Regions from separate parts of the Mus musculus genome. Here regions 1 and 3 are each linked to region 2. A link is a loop called in an ENCODE intact Hi-C map of the cell type or tissue named here. Cell type or tissue: heart. All regions are shown on one strand.

Region 1 (8,000 bases), 59 kb before region 2:
GAGAGTATGCCTGACTCAAAGCAACAGATGACAGTTCACTGGATAGGGGAAAGGAGCCAGAGAACTTCATAAACTAGTACCAAAGAGAGGACCAGGCAGGCCCTGCTGACCCCTGGACCATTGGAACCTTGACTTTCTTTTCATGGTCAGAGCTTGCACAAACAGGCTTTAAAATCAATCCTCCAGGGCTGGTGAGATGGCTCAGCAGGTAAAGCACCCAACTGCTCTTCCGAAGGTCTGGAGTTCAAATCCCAGCAACCACATGGTGGCTCACAACCATCCATAACGAGATCTGACTCCCTCTTCTGGAGTGTCTGAAGACAGCTACAGTGTACTTACATATAATAAATAATAAATCTTTAAAAAAAAAAAACAATCCTCCAGCCAGGCTTGGTGGCTCACGCCTTTGATCCCAGCACTCGGGAGGCAGAGGCAGGCAGATTTCTGAGTTTGAGGCTGATCTGGTCTACAAAGTGAGTTCCAGGACAGCCAGGGCTATACAGAGAAACCCTATCTCGGAAAACCAAAAAAAATCAATCAATCCTCCATTGTCTCCCTAATTAAGGGCTTTTTCTGGACAACATAATTAGAATGCTGTAAGAACATTATCAGAGCTCAACTTTGTTTGCTCCCTTTGTCTTGCTAGCTAAGCCATAGCAGAGCAGCTACTTACTCTATGAGGATGATGACAAAGTGTGGGTCCTTCCCCCTTCCTTATGAGCCCTGTGACTCCAGTGGAACCATCCTAACATATAAATCTGTTTGTTCCTGTCACTCTGGCACCCAAAGTTCCCATCAAAATCAACTGCAAACTGCTCTGTTCCTGTCTGATAGAAGCTTCTTCTCAATCCAACCCAACCCAACCTGTACTACTCCAAACATGACTAAAATTTTCGATCCACAACATCCAACTTCTCACACTTCCATGTGTTCCCCAATACCTCTCTCAAGGGGACTAATTTCCCCATATGACCTAGTCCATTTCTGTACTGTTCCTGGTTCAAGCATTTTTCACGTTTGAAGGGATTTTTTTGTTGTTTGTTTATCTGTTTTTTAATAGGGATACACAGTGGTGAAAAGAATAATGTAATAAGCTATATGCTGCCTACAAAGAATGAGTAATCTGTCAAGCCTTGAGCCCAGACACCACCTATAGGTTTCCCTGAGCACATTGCTGTTACACAGCCACTGTACACATCACACAAACTGGCCACTAAGCTGTTCTGGTCTCACTTCTTACAGATATACCTTCAGGACAACTCCTGTTCCAGGCACAAAACTGCTTTTAACAAACATTCTGCAAATGAATTAACTAATAAACCACCTCAAGAACAAGCTGGCAAAACCCAAAAGGGGAGAAGAACGAATCTTTAGCAGTAAAATACTAAGTGGGGAAAAGACACTAACTTTATTTACATATCACTTCATAGAGTAATTACACAGTAACTTCAAAATCTGGCATCATAAATGCTGTACAGCCGGGCGTGGTGGCACACGCCTTTAATCCCAGCACTCGGGAGGCAGAGGCAGGCGGATTTCTGAGTTCGAGGCCAGCCTGGTCTACAAAGTGAGTGCCAGGACAGCCAGGGCTACACAGAGAAACCCTGTCTCAGAAAAAAAATAAAAATAAAAATAAAAATAAATGCTGTACAGAAAAGGTCTTGAATGAACAGGAACCAAATTAACTTACTGAAAATCAGACTCCAAGCCAAGAAGTGTTTAGACAACCCGGCAGTAATGATGCACACCTTTAATCCGAGCACTCAGGAGGCAGAGGCAGGTAGATCTCTGAGTTTGAGACTAGTGGTTTATAGAATGAGTTCCAGGACAGTCAGAACTACACAGGAAAACCCTGTCTTTGGGGTGGGGGATTGGGGATGAGGGGACAGAGACACAGAGACAGAGAGATGGAGAGAGGGAAGGAGGGAGGGAGGAAGGGAGGGAGATTGAGCAGAGTACTTACTTAAACTCAGGTCTATAGTTCTCAGAAACACTTTTTTTTTGGCCAGGAGTAATGGCTAACATGTACCTCTGTACTTTGGAGGTGGAAGCAATAGGATCAGGTGTTTAGGACTAGCCTCAGCTAGATGGAAGCAATAGGGTCAGGTGTTTAGAACTAGCTTCAGCTAGAGTGAGGCCAGCTTAAGCTACAGAGTGAGATCTTAGGAAAATGAGGAATGGGGCTGGAGAGATGGCTCAGTGGTTAAGAGCACCGACTGCTCTTCCGAAGGTCCTGAGTTCAAATCCCAGCAACCACGTGGTGGCTCACAACCACCCATAATGAGATCTGACGCCCTCTTCTGGTGCATCTGAAGACAGCTACAGTGTACTTAGATATAATAATAAGTAAATCTTAAAAAAAAAAAAAGAAAGAAAGAAAAGAAAAAAAATGAAGAATGTTTTTCCTGTTGGTCCTAGTTTCACGTCTGCTGCTGTGAAAGAATGTCCTGACAAAAAGAAACTGAGGGGGGAAAGGGTTTACTCAGCTTACAGTTCCTGGTTACAGTGCCCCTGAAGTCAGAAAGTCAAAGCAGGAATTGAAATAGTCATATTCAAAAACAAGAGCAGAGAAAGAGAATGAATGCATATTTGCTTATTGCTCAGCTTATTTTCTCTACTCTTAACCCAGGCAACGGTGCCACCCACAGTGAGATGGGTCTTCCCACAACTTGAGACAATCCCCTATAGACATTTCCATAAACCAACCTGATCTAGATCACCCCTTCCTGAGACTTTTGACTGTGTCAAGTAAATAAAACTACTCATCACATTGTTACAGATCTACCTCTCTCTACAAACTAATGAAGCACAATGTCTTCAACTACTGTTGTCTGACATAGGAGTAAGGTGGGATTTAATTTCTAACCCATCACTTAACAAAATTTTCAAGTTAATGCTACTTCTTATGGGGAAACATACAATGGATACCACTAGGCTATAGCTTTAGAATAACTACAAACTAAATATATTGTCTTCCCTTTTTTGTGTCAGTCCTTGAGAAATCAACAAAGATTAAACAGCTTAATTAACAAATGCTATTGAAAGGCAAGACAGCTGCACCCACAGCATGACCCTCACATGCCAGCTAAGCTGACACAACGCCAGCTTAAGGAATCAACTTTTGAGCTTCAGTACAGGTAGAATAGAGTCCAAAAGCCAACAGGGCATATTAACACCTCAGCTTCAGCCAGGAAAATGCACACATACTTTCAGGAACAGATAAAAATATAAGAAAAATTCTATTAACTTAAAACAACTTACAAACGGTTTTGCACACTAGGTATATGGGGTGTTGTCTATTCCAGAGCAGCAAACCACTACCTGCAGGCCAACCCAACCTCACCTGACTCTGTACAACCCATGGTTATTAGCTTTTACAAGACTAAAGGAATGATAATAGTGTGTCATTCACATGAAAATTACATGCAATTTACACTTCAGAGTTCAGGAATGAAGTCTGGTTGCTCACAATTAGCTCATTCCTTTATTAGCACCCTTCTGCACTCCAAGAGCTAGGCACTGGTGATGCAGGTGTCATGAATTACTGTGTTTCATTTTAACAGGAGTACCAATGTTATAGCATATATGCTCCCAAAGCAAACTCCTCTTCTATATATCTAAGTACCAACCCAATTCAACACAAAGAGCCAGCAATATCGAACAGTAAATAGGGATGATGGCAAAGGTGATGAAACCACAGAAAATGTTACAACATTCTGGGGTCTTTGTGCAACATGGGAAGGAGTTAGTTTTAAGACCAGGTCTCATGTATCCCAGGCTAGCTTGGAAGAATGCAAATTTCCCACTCTCTTTGAGCTGCAATTTAACAGGCAAAGATGTACAGATAACTGAGTACTTTGAAAACTAGAAAAATTTAATGTAAACATTTATTTTTAATAACTGTTATCTTTTGAGAAGCATTTAATTAGGCTAAGCACTACACCATCCTGGAGTATGACACAGACTGCATCATGTAATTCTCTCAACAAATAGCCTAGGGCTCTATTATTTGGCCCATTTAACTAACAAGGAAATGTAAATGAGAAAAATCAACAACCGAACCCAAGATCAAAGGGCTGCAAGATTGAGCCCTTTATCAAAGCATTCTCAATGGTTATTCAACTTCCACATTCCCCTCAACACCCTGACCTTCCACAGAAATCTTGCTATTCACAAGGTGGACCCACAAGCCAATAGCTAAGGCACTGTTCTAGCTATGTTTCTACTGCTGCAATAAAGACCATACCACTGAAACAAAAGCCAGATACCTCCTTAAACAGGCTGATTTAGAGCCTCAAGTAAAATAAGATCTACAAGTGATGTATGTACATAGAAATTAAAATTTGAAAATCCTAATTTAGCACCTGTCCTATCTTGAGATGTTTCTCCAATTCAAATGCATATCCTTGTACAGAGCCTATTTGGTTTTTTTTTTTAAATAATCATTTATTTATTTTATGTATACACTTTAGCTGTCTTCAGACACACCAGAAGAGAGCATTGGATCCTATTATAGATGGTTGTGGACCACCATGTGGTTGCTGGGAATTGAACTCAGGACCCCTGGAAGAGTAGTCAGTGCTCTTAACCACTGAGCCATCTCTCCAGCCCAAGCCTCCTATTTGTTGCTTGCTGAGATTCCAAACCTAACGGTACACCAGGACCAACAGCCACTCCCTGGGCTGCCCAGGAAGCAACCCAGTTTTTCTTCTGTTCTCAGTTTGCTCCTTCATTACCACTTTACAGAATCTAAACCGCAATCCAGCTTTCTGAACCCTCCTTCAGAGTAAAGGACATCACATCCCTAACAACCCTTACTACCAAGCAACAGGATATACTTACATGAGTTATCAGAGGTCTTTAGCTTTCCTGTCAGTAGTTTGTGCTTCTGCTGCCTCTGGGTTATTAGAAAGTTAACTGGAGATACATCAGTCAATCTGTGCACAGCCACCAACACTTGCTCGGCTTGCTCTTGCTCTAGCTCCTCATTCATCCTCTCCACCAGGTTCCTCTCCCCTTAGCCCCTCAAAGTGAGTGATATGGATTTCTGCCAGCCAAAGCATTACACAGCTCTGCTTGGCAGTACACCCAAAAGTAGGGACATTAGGGGCAATTAATTAGAACACAAATCAATACAAACTGAAAATGTTTTCACATCTTTCATGACTGGTTAGTAAATGAAATACACACACACACACACACACACACACACACACACACACACACACACACACGCCATTTGCAAGCATGATAATCCACAAAGAGGCCAGACTAGTCTACCTAGTAAGTTTCAGGCCTTCCAGAGAAACCTTGTCTCAAAACAAAACACTGACAATGGTGGGCACACCACAGCTTCAGTCACCATCTTTACCTCTGAGCCTCAAAAGAGTCCTACAAACCACTTAGATTCATAGCTTACCTTACATCATAAACAAAAAAAGAAAAGAAACAAAAAATAAAATAACTCAAAATAATAGCTGACAAGATGGCTCTATGAGGGGCTGGTGAGATGGCTCAGGGGTTAAGAGTTCCAGGCCAGCCTGGTCTACAAAGTGAGTTCCAGGCCAGCCAGGGCTACACAGAGAAACCTTGTCTCGAAAAAACAAGCAAACAAACAAACAAAAAAAAAAAAAAAAGAAAGGAGAAGAGAAGACAGAAACCAATTGAAACTATAGGCCACAGCAGACAGCCAATGCATAAAAAGATGCACAGCATCATTATTACCAGGAAACGACTATTTGAAGCCTCAGAGCAGTAACAGCACAGAAACCCAGCAAGGGTGCAGAAGAGAGGTTAGCCAGGAGCAGAGAAGACACCAGGGAAGGATGGCCAGTGGGGGAAAGGAACTTAAGCACAGAGCCACTAACTCAAAGTTATTGAAAAGCTCTCTGGATCAGGCAGTCTGAGATTAACAGGGGCCATTGGCTACTACTGACTGTAAATTATAACTCAACTTCACTGAATCAATTTAGACAGAAAAAGACTGTTCCAGATTTGTTTCTCTTGCTATCTCATTTGTTATTTTTGATTTCACAGTTGATGAGAGAGACAAACAGGCATTTCATATCTCACCCATTGCTTGAATTTGGGATTGCATGACCATTATCTCTGCTCCTTCTCTACCTCTGCAACTACCTTGATATTTTTTCTAAAAAGTCACTTAGAACAAAGTCCTCTAGTCTTTCTGATAGACTCCCTCCAGACAGGTGGTCTTTTATCTTTATTCTCCAAGTACCAATACACTGACAGAGACCCCTGCCACACATCTTTTCCCAACCACCACCACAGTGTGTGTGAGGAAGCTCTGAATCACTTAAGAATACTGAAGAATAATAGAGCTCTTGCCACTGAGCTTGCAACAGTCCCTTCAACAGATGCACTTCATGCTACATAGGGCATACAGATAAAAGGCGAGTAACTTATTTTCATCTGTGCAGATTCTTTATCTAAAAAGAGGTGACATGTGGCCAAAAGGCAAAAGCAAATGTACTAAACCAAGTGTGCCTGCAACCTCAGCACAGAGAATGGGAAGATAGGTGACATAGGAGAAGAGAGGAGGAGAAAAAGGAAGATAAGTGAAAAGAGAGGACAAAGGAAGAGGAAAGATGGATGGATGATTTATATGAATTCAAAGCTAAACTTAAAATCAATTTATACAATACTGCTTCATTAGTCACCCAAAGGCTTGGCAATCCCCCTGACTTAGTAAATGCCAGCCAACATTTTGGACCAAAACAAAACCACCAGGGAATTTAAAACTTTGCCTTAAGCACCAACATGTACATTCTATCCTATTTGCCAAAAGCTACACACCCAGGAACCACACAACCTGTTCTTTCCATGCAAATTGTTCATTTAAATTCCAAGCCAAGACCAAAAGACTTAAGTGGTCTCAGCATAAAACATGGTAAATTAAAACGTAGTTGAGGTGTTCTCAAGATTCTGAGAAATACTAAAAACAGCCAAGACTGAAAAAAATGAGAGCAAACTCACTGGCATACACACATCTCAACTCAAAACCAACATTTCAAACTGCTCTAAAGCTGTAGTTCACAACCTTATTGCCCATCTGAGCTCCCAGACAGCAAGCTCAAGCATTATTCACAGTCTGACAAGATTCTCGGTGAAGGCACTGTTTCCTGCTGTCACCACTTGAAATCAATGGGAGGCCTAGAAGAGGCTGGGTGGAATGTGTACCTTCTGAGTTTCCTCTACAAGGTACAGCAAGGCTAAGGGAGGTCCTGACCAAAAAATCAGGAACAGATTCTGTACTCAAATGCTAGTTTCTCTTATCAGTGAGGACACTGTCACCTGTGACTCAAAACACTGCACATGGATAGCATCCATGCAGTGAAAAACTGTGAGCAGGTCACAGCACACTTGTAACTGCCACTTTCCTGTACGTGGCTGTAGGATATGTCAAGCCCTTGAAAAAAAAAAAATCCAGTTGATGAACACAGACTATCCTAGAGCTTCTGGCATCCCATATCCTTCTATTTTTTCATCTTGTTTTCTGAAGTGCTAAGGATTGAACCCAGCCCTTACACACTCTAGGAAAGTGATTTACTACTGACCTACACTCTCAGCATGGATCCTTTCTAAATCCCACTCATTTTGCCTCACTTTGAACAACTGCTTCCCTCAAACCTGAGTTGAATCCTAATATGTAAGACTAATTCCTATAAAAACCAATTTCTATGAAAAAAGAAACTCAAAACTGTCAAATGGCACAGAAGCATTTTTTTTTCTGATCCCAGTAGCCTGAGTGACCCAATTCTACAATAATTAATACACCTAGGTTCTTCCAGTTGCTCATTCAAAAAGACTATGTGACAGAAACTGGGAATGCAGTGGGAAATAAAAGGGTATTTCTGTCCTCTTGGAAGACACTGAATCCTCTAATAACATAGAACACACAGAACTGTTCACAAAGATGATCATATGGCACTCTGGTCAAGTAAAAGCAGAAACTGTAAGTGCCTACAGTCACAGTGGAGTCC
Region 2 (8,000 bases):
GAAGACCTAGCCCATTATGGGCAGCACCATTCCCTAGCAAAGGACCCTAAACAGTATAAGAGGAGAAAGCTAGGTGAGAGCAAGTGAGCAAGTGTACGTGTGTTTATTCTCTCTGCTCTTGACTGTGAATATGGCACCTTAAGTTCCTGCCTTGACTCCCTCACAATAATGGGTAGAGGCCTGGAAGTGTAAGTCACATAAACCCCTCTCCCCTAAGTTGCTTTTTATCAGGATACTTTATCACTGCAACAGAAACAAAGCCCAGGCACCAGTGTTTCTCTTGGCCATTCTCACCTTGACCGGTTCTTCCTTCCCTGAACTAGCTCCAGCTGCCACGATAATGTACTCAGGCCGAATGGCTTAAATGACAAACATCTGTTCTTCACAATTCTGGGGACTGTAAGTCCGAGGCCAAGGTCCTACTGGTTTGGTTGCTGGTGAGACCTGCTTCCTGCCTCAAGGTCTTGTCGCTGTGTCCTCACATGGTAGAGAGGCTGAACGCTGTCATCTCTTCTCAGAAGGATACACATCCTCTGGGATCAGGGCCCTACCCTTAGGACCTGGTCTAACCCAATCATTTCCTCTTGCTGCAGCCTGCCTGGAATGAAGGCTACAGTGTCATTGTGATGGTGGGTGGACAGTGCACCTCAAAGAGCTATTTTCCTCCTCTCCTTCTCTCAGTGAGAGAACACGTTCATGTATTTTTTAAAAAGACTTATTTATTATATCTAAGTACACTGTAGCTGTGTTCAGACACACTCTAGAAGAGGGCATCAGACCTCACCATGTGGTTGCTGGGATTTGAACTCAGGACCTTCGGGAGAGCAGTCGGTGCTCTTAACTGTTGAGCCATCTCACCAGCCCCCTGCTCCTGTATTCTATCCATGCCATTAAACACCTTCTGTGCACACGCCCTCGCTGGGTGGAGACTGATTTTGCTGAACTCCAGGCTTCATTAAACCCCAGGCTAGGAGCTGTCCACACACTTGACCTGCCTGCCTTCTTCCCCCCAAGCCTGGACTTATTCCCAAGCTTCCAACTTCTGGAGAGGCTGTTGAGTGAATGCAGAAGCCGCGATCCCTTAAAGGAAAACCAAGCACTAGACTCCCTGTGATCTGCCTAGGCGACCCTGGGTGGCCTCTCTTCCTGGGGTGCTGCCTCCTCAGTTGACACTCAGTCCTGCCAACAGTCCCTTCGCCAAAGTCCTTCCAGAGTCTCATTTACACATGCCATCTGTTTCCCCGCTGCGACGGTGACAGACACAATTTGGAAAGCAGCCAAGAAGAAGAGCAAGGGCCTGGTCCCTTCCAACATTTGTGGAGAGAAGGATGCAAAGGCAGACTTATGGTAGGTCAAGGACTGGAAAGGTCTGGGTCATGTTGGGGGCAAGCCTTCACCCACTCTCTCTGTGTCCCTGTTCTCATCATAAAGGACTCAGGCTCTCAGGTCCAGATAGGGATCCCTGGTCCTGCAAGAGAATGTGACCTAATATAGGCGGGTATTCACCCACCGCCCCTCCTCACTTTCCTGGTCTCTGACCTTGGTGAGGGTCTTGCTGGATTGGGGTGGGGCTTCTCTTGCAGGTTGTTTGCGGTTTGATTACAAAGTACCGGCTGCATTTCTTTGTCTGGCTTCTTCCTGCCTTGCCTGCCTTCCTGGCACTTTTTTTTTTTTTCCACCTTGAAAGAAAAATTGATTCCATCCTTTCAACCAGCTTCCTGAAGTCACTCCCAGAAGCCACCCACCCCTGCTGTGACTTCATCTGTGCCCTAGCCACTTTGCTCAATACTAGCAGCAGCCTCTCCTGGAGCCTGCAGCCCTGTGCTCTTAGGCCAGCCTGGGGGCACAGGAGGTTGGTTGCATAGGGTGGGCTGATTGGTGTGTGTGTGTGTGTGTGTGTGTGTGTGTGTGTGTGTGTTGCATGGTGTGTAGTCTGGGCTGAACATCCCGTTCCAGCCCAGTTTGTGTGTGCTCCTGCTCCACATGGCTCATTTTGGGAGATCATGGGTGGGACAAAGCCATGTGTCTGTCACGTCTGACAAGTCAGGGATCCGGTAGAAGTTCTTTAAGTTACCTTGTAGGGTTCTCTTCAGTCCCAAGGTCTGGACTTTAAAATCTTACACTCTCCCTACAGTGAGGAAGTGGCTGGACAGTCCAGGTCAGACTGGACAGGATGATTGCCCAAGTCAGCAGGTCATGGGAGTAGGGAAAGATGTCCTCCACTCCACGGAGCAGGCTTGCAGCCAGAGAGCATTCCAGGCTCTGCACAATTGGAGCTGTCTCCTTGCCCTTCAGGGTAGGATAGGAATGCACTTTCGCCATCCCTAGGGAAGTGGGACTTCCTGAAACGCCGGGAGCAGGTTCTGGAAAGGAGATAAGTTCACTGGCATCACCATGTCCCTGAGGAAACAAGGCCAGGAACCACCTAGACTTGGAACTCTGTACTTGCTCTCTAGTAAGGGACTTTGTGCACGACCGCCATGTTCCTTGCTCTATTGCCCAGGACGTGGGGTCCAGTCACAGGATAGGGTAGGAGTCAGCCTTGCAGGAGGCAAGACCAGAAAAAAGAGTAGTTGCTGGTGGCAGCTCTCAGCAAGTTTCTGCAGGTGGATACCCTCCCATTTTAAAATGAGGAGACACATTGCTGAGTTAAACAGTCTCCCCAAGAACACATGGGCCACAAGTTTTCTAGTAAAAGTGAAAGTCCTCGAATCTGTAGGTTGAGCAGAATGCAAGGGTGGTTGGTAGCTTGGGCTTGGTGGCATCGGAGGGGGCAGATCCAATCTGGCTGGAGCCCAGCCCAGGAAGCTGTGTGTAGCTGGATGTCTGCACATGGTGGCTGAGAAACAGTGAGAAACAGTGACCTGCCCTTCTGCAAGCACAGGCCAGGGACAAGAACCTTGTGGATTCTCACACGCTCTTCTGATCTTGGTTTTGTTGTTGTTGTTTTTTTTTAAAGATTTATTTATTTACTATATGCAAGTACACTGTAGCTGTTTTCAGACACGCCAGAAGAGGGTATCAGATCTCATTACAGATGGTTGTGAGCCACCAAGTGGTTGCTGGGATTTGAACTCAGGACCTCCAGAAGAACAGTCAGTGCTCTTAACCATTGAGCCATCTCTCCAGCCCTAGTCTTTTGTTCTGGAGCACCTTTCCATAAAGAATGCCAAGAACTCATGGTCGCCTTTAACAGAGCCAGGACTGGAATGGTCACTGACTGTTTAGAAGCCCTGGAATGCCCCGTGCAGGACCACTGGGTAGCATAGAGTAGAAGGACTCCTATGCCCTGCATAGAGATGCAGGCCACATCTCTGCACAGGTGTCATACTCTAGAGAAACTTTCAAGGTGGAATAGAAGGGGTGTTTTCTGGTCCCAGTTGCCTGATATAGTTCCTCGGGTGGGTGTTGGGGGTAGGGGTGGGGCATTTGGTCTAGCTTCATCTGTGTCGCCCCCAAGCAATCCTTGGACTTTGTCTGACTTCATCCTCACTAGAATGGTCCAATGAGAAGAGTGCACAGAGAGAGCTGGGTTCCAGGGTGACCTCTGACGAGTTCCCAGTTCCTCTCAGGCCTGCTTTGTGACCACCTTTGGAGTACTTCAGGACCCTTCTCTGCATTGCCCTGTTGCCGTTTGCTCACCAACAGAGGCCTAACTGAGGAGTCATTTTCCGGACATCTCCTCAATGGCCTGAGCCCCCTGGAGCAGGTATGGCAGCCAGAGTCCCCAGAGCATGGGTAGCACTGCCTATGACCCTGGGAGGTGGCTCCTAGACGGTGACTCTCAAGATCATAGCTGCTCTTGTCTTGTACTGTCCCTGGGGACTGGTCCGCTCAGGGCTCAGCTCCCAAACCTTGTCCAGCCACTTCCTGGGACTCTGTGGTGAGGCACTCGGCCTTTGTTTTCCCAGGCAGCCACATGGTGCCCCCTGCTGGCAACTGCTGTCACTGCCAGGGAGAAGGTGGAAGGCTGGAGGCCAGGACACAAAGGGCTTGCCTCTTGGCGGGACACACACACACACACACACACACACACACACACACGGGGTGGGCGGGGGGGTGTCCGGGGAGAGAGCACACAATGGACCCCACTGTCTCCTCTGCTCTCCTGACAGCCTTCATCCAAAGTCCCACCAACACTTAGAAAAACCCTGACTCACAAACCTGTATGGAGCATAAACTCAGGCTGAGACTGGGTCAGGACCACCAGGAACTAGAAGTGAGATAGACAGAGACGAATGAGGTATGCTACCCACAGGGGCTACATTCTGACAACCAAGTACCTGCAGAAGTTGCTTAACATACATGTGACAAATGGAGATACATGGTTAGGGTAAGGAACCCAGACACGGAGACCAGGTGGTCAAACTCTTAACCATCCTTCAAAACCCCAGCTGGGCCAGAATGATGGTGCACATCTTAGTGAGACCAAAATAAAAAGTAAAAAAGACTTCTTGCCTAGCAAGCACAAAGCCCTAGATCCACTCCCCAATGCTACAAAGTAACCAACCACCATGTTCAGGCTAAGAATAAAACCTCTTCTAAAGTCCTTCAAGGAGATCACCTGACACATTTCACTTCAGGTCAGAAGACAAGCGCATCTTTTTAAATTGCCACTTAATTAGTTAGTGAATGAATTACCCAGTTCATTCACTTGCATGACTCAGCTCTGTCCTTTCCCCATGTAAGGTCTGAACTCAGGGCATCAGGCTTTGTTGAGCCTTTAGCAAGACCACAGTGCAGTTCTTTATAGGGAGCAGGCTAGGCGTGCTTGCGTCCCGGTGAATTAGTGACGTTTCTATTGCTGTGATAAAGCACCATCACCAAGATGACTTAAAGAAAGAAGGGATTTACTTGTGCTTAAGGTTCCAGAGGGAGAGGAGACCGTCACCATCACCAGCACAGTGAGGGAGCGTGGCAACAGGCAGGCACGGCGGCAGGAGCAAGAAGCTGCGGGCTCGCTTCTTAAACTGCAAGCAGAAAGCAGAGAGACTCAGCTAGCAATGCTTGCATCTTTAAATTCTCAAAGCCCACTTTCAGTGGCACACTTCCTCCAACAAGGCCACAACTCCTAAGACTCCTCAAACAAGTGTTCACGCGCCAGAGACTGCAGGGGACATTTCATTCAAACTGTCACACCTGGGAATGGTGAATCATGCATTGCGAACCTGAGAACAGCAACGTGCTCCCTCTGAAACCTCACTGAGAACAGCAGAGTTCTCTCTCTTTGTATCTCTGTCTCTCTCTGTCTCTCGTGGTTTTTTTGAGATAGGGCTTCTCTGTATAGCCCTGGCTGTCCTGGAACTCACTTTGTAGACCAGGCTGGCCTCGAACTAAGAAATCCGCCTGCCTCTGCCTCCCAAGTGCTGGGATTAAAGGCACCCGCCACCACTGCCGGGCTCCCTCTCTTGTCTAGAGGTGATGGGGGAAAGGAGAAACAGACAGACACTTTCACATTATAAAGCCATTCCTTCTCCACACTGTAGGAAGAAGTGAGCAGATGCATGCATTTCTGGCTTAGCATTCAATGATGGCCATGGTCTGTCTGTCCTGGGTTAACTCCTTCCAGCCCAGGGCCCCAGAGTGGGCACTAAGGAGGCACAGAAAAGTACCCCAGAATTACAGCTCGGTATGTCAAGAAGTTCCTGAATCCCAACATCTACAAAATAACGGAAGAATGCAAAGAGAATGAGGAGAGAGCCCCAGAAATGTGGCTGACCACCTAATAGGAGGGGTGGGGCTGAGCTGGCTTCCTTTGTTGCCCGTGGCCTGGATGATCTGCCAGCTGGAAAGGGGTGGGACATACTTCTTAGGATGTCACTCTGCTGGCTCCTCAGATTGCCAGCTCTCAAAATACAAAGATTCTGTTCCCCTGTCTGTCCTATGGCATCGGCAATGACAGGAAGCAGCGAGTGCTGGTGTTCCTGTTATAGAGGCCAGAAGAGGGTGTCGTGGTCTTGTTCTCCACCTTACATATGTTTTTATTTTTTTATTTTATTTTTTGTTTTTTTTTTTGTTTTGGTTTTTTTTTTTTTTTTTTTTTTTTTTTTTTGAGACAGGGTTTCTCTGTATAGCCCTGGCTGTCCTGAAACTCACTTTGTAGACCAGGCTAGCCTCGAACTCAGAAATCCACCTGCCTCTGCCTACTGAGTGCTGGGATTAAAGGTGTGTGCCACCACGCCCATCTTAAACATTTTTTTTATTCATTTGTTTTATGTGCATGGGTGTTTTGCCTGTGTGTATGTCTGTACACCATGCAGGGTGCCCAGTGCCTGTAGAGCCATCTCCTCCATCCTTTCTCCTTTATTTTTTGACATGTGGTCTCTTATTGAATATGGACCTCATTTTTTCCCCCAGACTGGCTGGTTAGGAGGTTCCAGGATTCACTTGTCTCCACCCCATAACAGTGGATATGGCCGTGTCTAGATTTTACGTGGTGATGGGGATTTGAACTCAGCTCCTCTTGTTTGGCTAGCAAGCATTCTTACTCTCTGAGCCTAGCTCTCTCAATTGAAAAACAACATTTTCAGTCTTTAAGTGTGTGGGTAGGTATGTGCAGATAATGGGGCATCAGATCCCTTGGGGCTGGAGTTACAAGATGCTGTGACTTGCCAACATGGATGCTGGGAACTGAATCTGGGTCCTCTGTAAGAATAGTACCTACTCTTAACCACTGAGCCATCTCTCTAGCCTCTGGAAGCAACTATGGCCTTCTCTGTTGCTGTCTTCAGACATACTAGAAGAGGGCACCAGATCTCATTGCTGGGAACTGAACTCGAGACCTCTGGAAAACCAGTCAGTGCTCTTAACCTCTGAGTCATCTCTCCAGCCCATGAAAGCCTTCTCTGCAGCTCCTTTCTCAGTTTTTATTTTTTATTTATGTTATGTATATGAGTACAGTGTACTGTAGCTGTGCAGATGATTGTGAGTGGTTGCTGGGAATAGAGCTCCGGCTCTGCTCACTCTTGCCCAAAGATTTATTTATTGTTATATGCAAGTAAACTGTAGCTGTCTTCAGACGCAGCAGAAGAGGGCGTCAGATCTCAATACAGATGATTGTGAGCCACCATGTGGTTGCTGGGATTTGAACTCAGGACCTCCAGAAGAGCAGTCAGTGCTCTTACCCACTGAGCCATCTCGCCAGCCTGTTCCTTTCTCGTTTTAATGAGACTTTTTTTTTTGAGTAAATTCATTGTATGAGATAAGAAACCTCACTGCCCACTGGACATTGTGTGTGTGTGTGTGTGTGTGTGTGTGTGTGTGTGTGTGTGTGAGTTCATGTGTACCACATACTCTAAGGAGCCCTCAGAGGTCAGTATGAAGACATCAGACCCCCTGGAACCGACTCCTTGACAGTTACAGGCTGCCATGAGGATTCTGGGAACCAAACCCAAGTCCTCTGACTGTTGAGCCTCCTCTCCAGCCCCATCAATGGCTCCATTTTGAAGCCGTTCATAGTTTCATGATTGCTGAACGAACTCCAATAGTTTCTTGGTGTGATGGTGGTGTTGAAGGATAGACCTTTGGGTGACATCAGTCATAACTGCAGTCCACTGGCTTCACCACAGTACAAAAGTAGACCACCTCTTCCTTTTCCTTCTCCTTCCTCCCTCCCTTTCCTTCCCTCCTTCACTCCCTCTGTCCCTCCCTCCCTCCTTCTCTTCCACTGGTGTTTTGTTGTTGTTGTTGTTTGTTGTTGTAGTTTTCTTGAGACAGGCTCTCACTATGAAGATCTAGCCTAGAACTTGTTATGTAGACCAGGCTGGCACTTAAACTCACAGATAACCACTTGCTTCTGCCTCCTGCACGCTAGGATTGAACGCATGCCACCATGAGTGGCTTTTTGTTTTGTTTTGTTTTGTTTTGTTTCCAAGATGGGGTAATTTCACTAGGACCTGAGCTTGCTAATCAGGCTAGGCTTGGATGGTCAGCTCCCGCATCTGCTTCTCTCTGCCTCCCCAACACTGGGACTCTGAGTGTAGACACCCACTCTTGGCTTT
Region 3 (8,000 bases), 210 kb after region 2:
GGAGGTTGCTAGGCAACCAGAAGGGGCCTCTGACAGGCAGGCAATATGTAGTTTTTCAGCTGTTGATGGGGGGAGGGGGGGAGGTGTGCACATTGTGCTGAGGAAGGTGCCTGACCTCCTCCCCAGGCACTGGCCTGGGTCTCTCCTCATCTGTATGTAAAAGGAGGTTTTCCTGTTATACTTGAGCACAAAACTTTGAGGCCAGCCTGGTTTATATAGGGAGTTCTAGGCAAGAACCTGAGTTCAATGCCCAGCAACCACATGGCAGCTCACAACAGTCTGTAACCCCAGTTCCAGGGGATCCAGCACCATCACAGAGACAGACACACAGGCAAAAAACAAAAACAAAAACAAAAAAAACCAAGGTTGGAGTCAGTATAGCACTGGCTGCTCTTCAAGGAGGCCTGGGTTCAATGACCTGGGTTCAATTTCCAATATCCACATGACATGAGGGGATCTAAGGTCCTCTTCTGGCTTCTGTGAACACCAGGCACACACATGGCACTCAGACATATAGACAAAACACCCATACACATAAAATAAAACCTAACTAACTAATTAACTAACTAACTGCCTAACCAGACTAGTTAGTTGGTCTGCTCCAGGAGTTCTCTAACTAGATTCCCAGGGGGAGCGTTGGACCTCCTTGGCCAATCAGTCCCTCCCTCATCTGCCCCTCAGGACTGAGTTCTCGCTCCATTTGCCTCTCCCACCATAGCCTGGGAGTGGGCAGTGTGGCTGGGGCAGCCCAGCTCTGTCCTCTGTGGGAAAGGACAGGCTCTGGACCCACAAATAGTCAAGTGTGGATAAAAATAGCCCTGGCTTTCACAACACACATGGAAAGTTAAATAGGAAGTCTGAGCACAGTCCGAGGATTATCCACAGTCCGGAGCTTCCTTGGGCGATGGGCTTTTCTAGTCTCCTTTGTAGACAAGGTACCTGAGGCGCAGGGGTGGGAGTGACTTGCTTGGATTATTCTACCAGTTGGTCACCCATGTGTCTTGTGACATGGCTCCAATTCTACATCTATCTCCAGAGTGCTTGCTGCCAGAGATGCTTTCATTAATTTCTCCCATAGGAAAACTCCTATACATCCTGCAAAGCCCAACTAAGCCAGTGGTTTGTACCTGAAATCCCAGCATTTGGGAGGCTGAGGCAGGAGGACAGCCAAGAGTGCGTTTGAGGCGAATGTAGTCTACAGCATGTGACCAGATCTCAAGGAAATGAAAAGAAAGGAAAGGAAGAAAGAAGGAAGGAAGGAAGGAAGGAAGGAAGGAAGGAAGGAAGGAAGGAAGAAAAGGGAAAAAGAAAGTCTGATTGACTGTCACTTCTCTAGAGAGCCTTCTTCAGCTGTCAGGAAGATAAGCCAGCTGGAGTTCTGTGGGAACCTCACCACACTGGATTGGGGCTGGGGGGGTTTCTTGGGGACAGGGAGTGTGCCTTGCTCATTGCTGCACACCCCAAGTCCCACCCTGTGTCACACCAAAGCTGATAGCAGGTGCTCCCAAGAGTGTGTGGAATAATGGAATGGCGGGCTGTGTTCAGTGAACTATGCCTTGCTCCCTCCTGGAATTTTTAGCATAGCAACCTGAGGAATGAGGGTCATCGTGACCATTTTAGCAATTAGGAAACAGCAGCTCAGAGAGGCAAAAATCACAAAGCCAAAGGTCACATCAGCCGAGAGCTAAGCCTTGCTCCCATCCCAGTTTTCCAGCCACATAGATTTCATGGGGGAACCCACCTCGAAACCAGAGCTGTGCTTGGGTGGGACCTGGGGCCTCCTTCCCTCCATCTCTTGCCCTAGCTCTCATGGTGATGCCCTCATATCCCACTCCCCCATGTGCAGGACTGTCCTGCTCTCTCAAGGGTCCGTGGAGAACTTGATAAGAGACACAGGCTGCAGTGGGTGGAGCTGAGCCCATCTCAGCAGGGCTCCTAGAAGCTGCCATCTATAGCTTCTATAAGGGAGTAGGAGAGGGAGGGCTAGAGCCAGACCTGGCCTGCAGGGCTTGGGAATGACCTGTGACCACACTCCTCTTCTCAGACCATTGCCACGTCTCACGCTCCTTAAGGGTCCTTGACAAGCACAACAATCCCAAAAGTTCTCACACTGAGGGACTTGGGTGGCCATGGCCAGAAGGCACAATCATGGGTAGGAGGTGTGTGGAAGTCTCTGGAGCTAAAGAGAAGATGTCTGATTCATTTGTGGAAAGTTGAAGCTTTGAGCTCCGCCCCCCATTCCCGTCCCCCATCTTCACTGCTACCTTTGCTCCAGCAAAGAGCTCCTGGCAGAGGGGCAGGTGATGGACTTGCTCGCTTTTTGAATGGTGACAGGCTTCGGGCAGTGGAAGAAAGGGTGGGAGAGCTACGATCTGATCAGAGAGGTGGCAGGCATTTTGCCTGTCGCAAGCTCTTGCTGTGGCTGGACCGAAGATGGTTCTGGAACCCAGAAGCCCTATGGCAGGCTAGAAAAGCTGATGGAGCCAGCCGTTGGTTGATAGTGGCCTGCCATTCCATCCTATCCTCTGCGGCCAAGCAGCTTTTATGGCAGTGTCCCAGTTCTACCGGGACACTGGTCCCTACTGGCCTACTGGTCCCTAAGGCCTGCATTATCCTCTCGGTGACTTCATGGCAGAGGCCCAGGACTGCATGCCACTGGCACCTGGCATACTTCCATCACTCTGCCTGCTGCTTCTTTACTGCCTGGCTTAGGGCAGTTGCCAGCACTCTGTGGTTGGATATGTAAGGTGCTGTTTGCTGGTACACCCCTATCCCCAGACCTGTTTTTCCTGCCCACGCAGTGGGCTCAGTTGCCAGCCAGATCCTATGACTCAGGGAAAGCAATGTTCTGGGCTCTCAAATAGCAGAGTGAATTATGGTTATTTGTTTGTTTGTTTGTTTGTTTGTTTAGAGGTAGAGTCTCTCTATGTAGCACAGGGTAGCCTGGAACTTTTGATCTTCCTTTTTTAAAAAAAGATTTTATTTATTTTATATATGTGAGCATACTGTCACTGTCTTCAGACACACCAGAAGAGGGCATCAGATCCCATTACAGATGGTTGTGAGCCACCATGTGGTTGCTGGGAATTGAACTCAGGACCTCTGGAAGAGCAATCAGTGCTCATAAACACTGAGCCATCTCTTCAGCCCCACTTTTGATCTTCTTGCCTCAGCCTCCAGACTCTAATGGTTATAGGCACGCACCTCTGTGTGTGGCTTGTGCATACGATTATTTTCCCTTACTATTTATGTATTTCGACCTTCTGTGTAAGTGTTCACTTGCATGTATGTATGTATGTATGTGCATCACCCATGTGCCTGGTGCCCGTAGAGGTCAGAAGATCATGATGTATCCCTAGGAACTGGAGTTACAGATAGTTCTGAGATGCCATGTGGGTTCTGGGTACCGAACTCAAGCCCTCTGTGAGAGCAGTCAGTGCTCTTAACCACTGAGCCATCTCTTCAGTTCTGAATAAAATATTCAAACTGCTGACAATGGGTGACCCTGGGGTGCTTTCTGCTCTCACAAATCACCTGTAGTTGTAGTTAGGTGTATCTGGAAGGAGGGTGGTGACTCTGTCCACAGAGCCCACCAGTTTATGGCTGTAAAGGCAGGAGGCTTAGAGGCATGGCCCAAGGGAGGGAAGAGACTTGCTTTCTGTCAAGCCCCACCACCGATCCTGGGGGTGACTCCAGGCCCAGTTACTTGATGTCCCTTCCTCTTTATGTCCTCATTGTCATATAGGGAAGACAATACTTGCTTGGCAGTGTGGTTAAGAGAGTGGCTCTCCAGCGTGTTAGCTTTATACTGGACAGAGTGGGACTCTGCTCCTGGATTAGGGCATAGCTCACACACTGTGGAGCTGGGCCTTCAGGCTCCAAGGCCAGAATCAGCTGATCTCTTTGGTTCCTGGCTGGCGCCAGGGTTTAAGTGCTTACAGACAACTGGTTTCTTGGCTGACACTGTACACAGTTTACAGGCAGGGACGCCTCTGAGCCTAGAGCGTGGTTTACTCGTGTAATGCATCAGGAGAAACTAAGGTCAAGGTTGCAGGCCTGCTCAGCCACAGGGCCTGGCCTCTAATGGCGTCCTTAACAAAAGGACAGCTAGCTCTCTTTCTCTCCACTCCCAGGCACTGCACATTCACATGCCAGGCAACAGGCTGGCAAAAGCATCAGGCTGCGGGTAGCTCGGGCCAAGAGCCAGAGATCAGGCTCATTATCCCTGGGTCAGAGAGCCTCTACCCTGCTCAATCCTCACATCACACCCCAGGGCAGCCCCCAGCCCCTCATCAAAAGCCAAGGCATCCCCTCTGTTTCCCTGTCTCTAGGCAATTGCTTGCTGTGCTGTGCTGTGCTGTGCTGTGCTGATATCTTGCTCTTCAAGTGTGGCCTTTGGATGCTCTCCCACAAGAGTCTCGGTGTCTGCCTCAGACGGAAGTCCTCCCGGATGGACATTCTACCTGTGCTGAGCTCAGGGTCCCTTCTGCAGGGAAGGGTACATTCAGAGATGACTGACTGCCCATATACTTCCCATCAGCACAGATGAGGACATGGTGTAGGTGCTCAGGACCCAAGCTGTGTAGCTGAGGAAGTGGTGTGGGTGTGTGACCACTGTGCTGCCCTCAGTGAGACCCTCCAAGACGACAGCCATATGGTGAGGAAGTCCTCCCAGGACCCTAGTAAAAAATGGTGAAGGCTCTGCCCTTTGCTAGAACTTGTCCCCCTACTGGGGAGGTCCTGCCCTGCAGTTGGCTGAGCACAAGGGCCTCTGTCTTCTAGACTTGGTGCTCCAGGTGGTGGAAAGCCGGCTCCTCTGGATGACTGTCCGGATTTCTGACACCTGTTCCTAGCCAGCAAGCGCCACCTGGTGGCCTCAGGTCACAGATACTCCGGTGCAAGTGCTGTCTCCAAGGCTACAAGTTGGCCTCGCTCAAAGATCTATTTCAAGTCAGGATGAAGCTCAGTCGGCTTGCACCTGGCCCGGAACCTGGGAACTGCTCTTTTATCTCTGACCATTTCTGATGGGTGGGATGAGTGCCAGCTGAGGATTCTATCACCGAGACCACAGTGTGTGTTGGTATGTGCTTGTGTGTGTGCACGCACACGTGTGCAAGTCTGTCTGTGTGTGTACATGTGTGTGTGTGTGTGTACATGTGCTGCTGGGAGAGAGACCTTATATTACATGAGGCATAGCATAAGAGAAGAGACTGAGTGAAGAAGTGAATGGGCTAGGCTTTCCTGGGGAATACCCCTGTTTTCGTAAGCAGCTCAAACGAATCGCTAATTATTAAATGTGGACTACCAAAGACTGCCACATAGATTCCCGAGTCTGTGCACATGTGTATACATGCCCCCTCATGTATTCTGACACACAGATGCACAGACTCATTACACACACAGGCGCCACACGCAGGATGCACTTAACACACAGGCTCTGTGACTGCAGACACAGTGTGCCTCCTAGCCACCTCATGCTCCTGCCACTGTGCTTGACTGAGCCCTTCTTCAACTCTAAGCCTTAAATAAACCCTTTAGTTTCGTCTTTTTTTTTAAAAAATTTATTTATTTATTAAATGTAAGTACACTGTAGCTGTCTTCAGACACTCCAGGGCGTCGGATCTTGTTACAGATGGTTGTGAGCCACCATGTGGTTGCTGGGATTTGAACTCTGAACCTTCGGAAGAGCAGTCGGGTGCTCTTACCCACTGAGCCATCTCACCAGCCCTAGTTTCGTCTTTTAAAATATTTTTATTTATTACTTGTTGCATGTGTGAGAGTGCAGGTGGGAGTATGCCGTGGTGTGCATGTGGCAGTCAGAGGACAACTCACAGGATTTGGTTCTTTCCTGTCACCTGGTGGGGCATGGGAATGGGACTCAGCTCTGTCAGGCTGGCATGCAAGTGCCTGTTCCTGCTGAGCCGCCTTACCAGCATCCTTAAGGTGTTTCTTTTCAGTTGTTGAGTTATGGCAATAAGGAAAGTAACACAGAGAATTGCTGCGGGAAGCGGGGTCCTGCCCCTCAGGAGACCTTTCCTATCGATCCAGCCAGAGTGCAGAAAAACGTCTTTCTATTGGTGCTGCTTCAAACCCATTCAGAAAGACAAGAAGGTGCGCAGCTCTGCCTTTTCCTCAGACCTCCATATCTGGGCTACCTGTAGGAAGGTATCACCCACTCTGAGGGTGGGCCTCCCTTCTCAGTTAAACCTCTTTGGACATGGTGTCTCCCAGGTGACTCCTTTTCCTTTCAGGTTGTCAGCCATGACAAGCATCACGTGCACACACATGCATACAGACACACGGACACCTATGCAAAGGCTTATAACCATGTATGCACAGACTTATACCATACATACACATATATACATGGATATACATACATATAGACTTATACCTGTGTATATGCAGACTCACACATAAATATACATACACAAATATACATGCACATGCAGATACATATACAGATTAACATCCATGTATACACAGACTCACATGTCATACATATACACATATCTATATGTATACATACATGCACACACAGACTTAAAGCTATGCATACACATACTCACACATGGTGTACATATATACTTGTACACACATGCATATACAGGCATATACATGCAGACTCACATCTATGTATACATAAACACAAACTTACACGTACACTTTCATATATATCTGCATATGCACACTATATGTATATATGCAGATATACATTCAAATGACTAGAAGCATGTGTTTCCGTGTTTGTAGACACATGTACCAATATATGTATAGACACTTATTTGTATGTTTTTCTTCTGAGACAGGGTCTTATTATGTAGCCTATGGTGACCATGAACTTGAGATAATCCTTCTGCATTGGCCACACACGCTCACTTATTCTTGTATTCTCACTTTAAGGTAGACAAAGTCCACTAAAGGTCAGAAGAAGACCTTAAAAGAACATGAGCAATTGGCAGAAAAGTGGAATGTCCTGTTCCTTTGGTTTGGACCTTCCCAGGACGCCTGTCCTCATGAGGCTATGAACTCTGGAGCAGGGCTCTGGAAACTTCCCTGATATGACCCATGGCTTTGCTCTAGGAAGAATGAGGTGGGGACCTCAAGGTCTCAGGTTCCCCATCACAGACAAGAACTTGACATCATGGGTCAGTGTGGTGGGGAGGCTTGGTACATCTTATCACTGTAGGTTTGGGTGCCTTTGCTATGCAGGGGTGGGAGGTAGCAGCCCTGGTCTGGTCAGGAAGTGAAGCCCACTGGGACCTGGTCCCTACTCCCCAACCTGAGGTGCTTCCTTTGTTGAGTAAAGCAACAGGAGGCTGGAGCCGTAGGACTCATGATCTTCTTAGAAACCTGGTTACTGCCGCCAAGAAATGACAGGCTTTGTGTGGGCAGCAGATGAGAAGCAGGAAGGTGGTAACCTTGGTTCCAGCTCTTCAGAGCCCCATCCCAGATTAGCAGGCTCTGGCCTCCAGTGCCTTTCCTACTGTGTCCCCTGTGAATTGGTGGTTTGTGGACCCAGTCCATGTAAAATATAATGACTGCCCCAAACCCGGAAGTACTGTTATGTCATCAACCTAGAGAGCCCACTATGGCAAAGAGACTGATGGGTCACTACAGGGAACATGGCAGGGAACATCCCTGCCCAGCCTAGACTCTACTTATGTCTGATGACCTCCTCAGGTTATGACAGATTGGACTTCCACTCAGGGTAAGGTGGGTCTCATCTACAACCTTGCCACTTGAGGTCTAAGGAGACCAAGGGCTAACAGAGGGGTGGGGGGCAGGAACCAAAGGTTCACGGAACATGTATAGAACATTTCCCATTTAAGTCTCAGATGAGATCGGATAACCAGGTAGTGGGCAGAGGGGAAGCAGGCTTGGTGATTCTGGAGGCTCCCTTACCCCTTTGCTGGAGCTGGGAGCCGGTGACCTTGAGATCTGGTTGCAGATGAGGAAGCTGATGGGGAGAAGGCTATGGTGGAGGACTCCTTCTTTGC

Evidence for each region. Hi-C counts contacts between places; a loop is a spot of excess contacts. Peaks named below come from ENCODE experiments on the same cell type or tissue, not always from the same donor. Only the 100,000 strongest peaks of a DNase experiment are listed, where the experiment ranks them.
Region 1: it touches region 2 in a loop (2.6-fold over the local background); 9 of 42 quality-filtered maps call a loop at or near these places.
Region 3: it touches region 2 in a loop (2.0-fold over the local background); 3 of 42 quality-filtered maps call a loop at or near these places.

Annotation. Positions count from the first base shown.
Region 1 is chr15:73,410,278-73,418,277 of GRCm38, forward strand. All of the region lies in intron 1 of Ptk2 (PTK2 protein tyrosine kinase 2), which reads right to left. Among named protein-coding and RNA genes, the nearest start is that of Ptk2, 8.9 kb to the right of the region's middle. In heart, a CTCF peak has its summit at 2,289 (motif pointing left); no DNase peak of the experiment used is centred here.
Region 2 is chr15:73,469,038-73,477,037 of GRCm38, forward strand. No RefSeq gene overlaps it. Among named protein-coding and RNA genes, the nearest start is that of Dennd3, 40 kb to the right of the region's middle. In heart, CTCF peaks have their summits at 3,921 (motif pointing left) and 6,733; DNase peaks (open chromatin) are centred at 1,184, 2,294 and 3,954; H3K27ac peaks cover 1,869 bases.
Region 3 is chr15:73,682,942-73,690,941 of GRCm38, forward strand. It overlaps a transcript of Gpr20 not described here. Among named protein-coding and RNA genes, the nearest start is that of Gpr20, 21 kb to the right of the region's middle. In heart, a CTCF peak has its summit at 4,875 (motif pointing left); DNase peaks (open chromatin) are centred at 810, 2,560, 4,050 and 4,860; H3K27ac peaks cover 2,611 bases.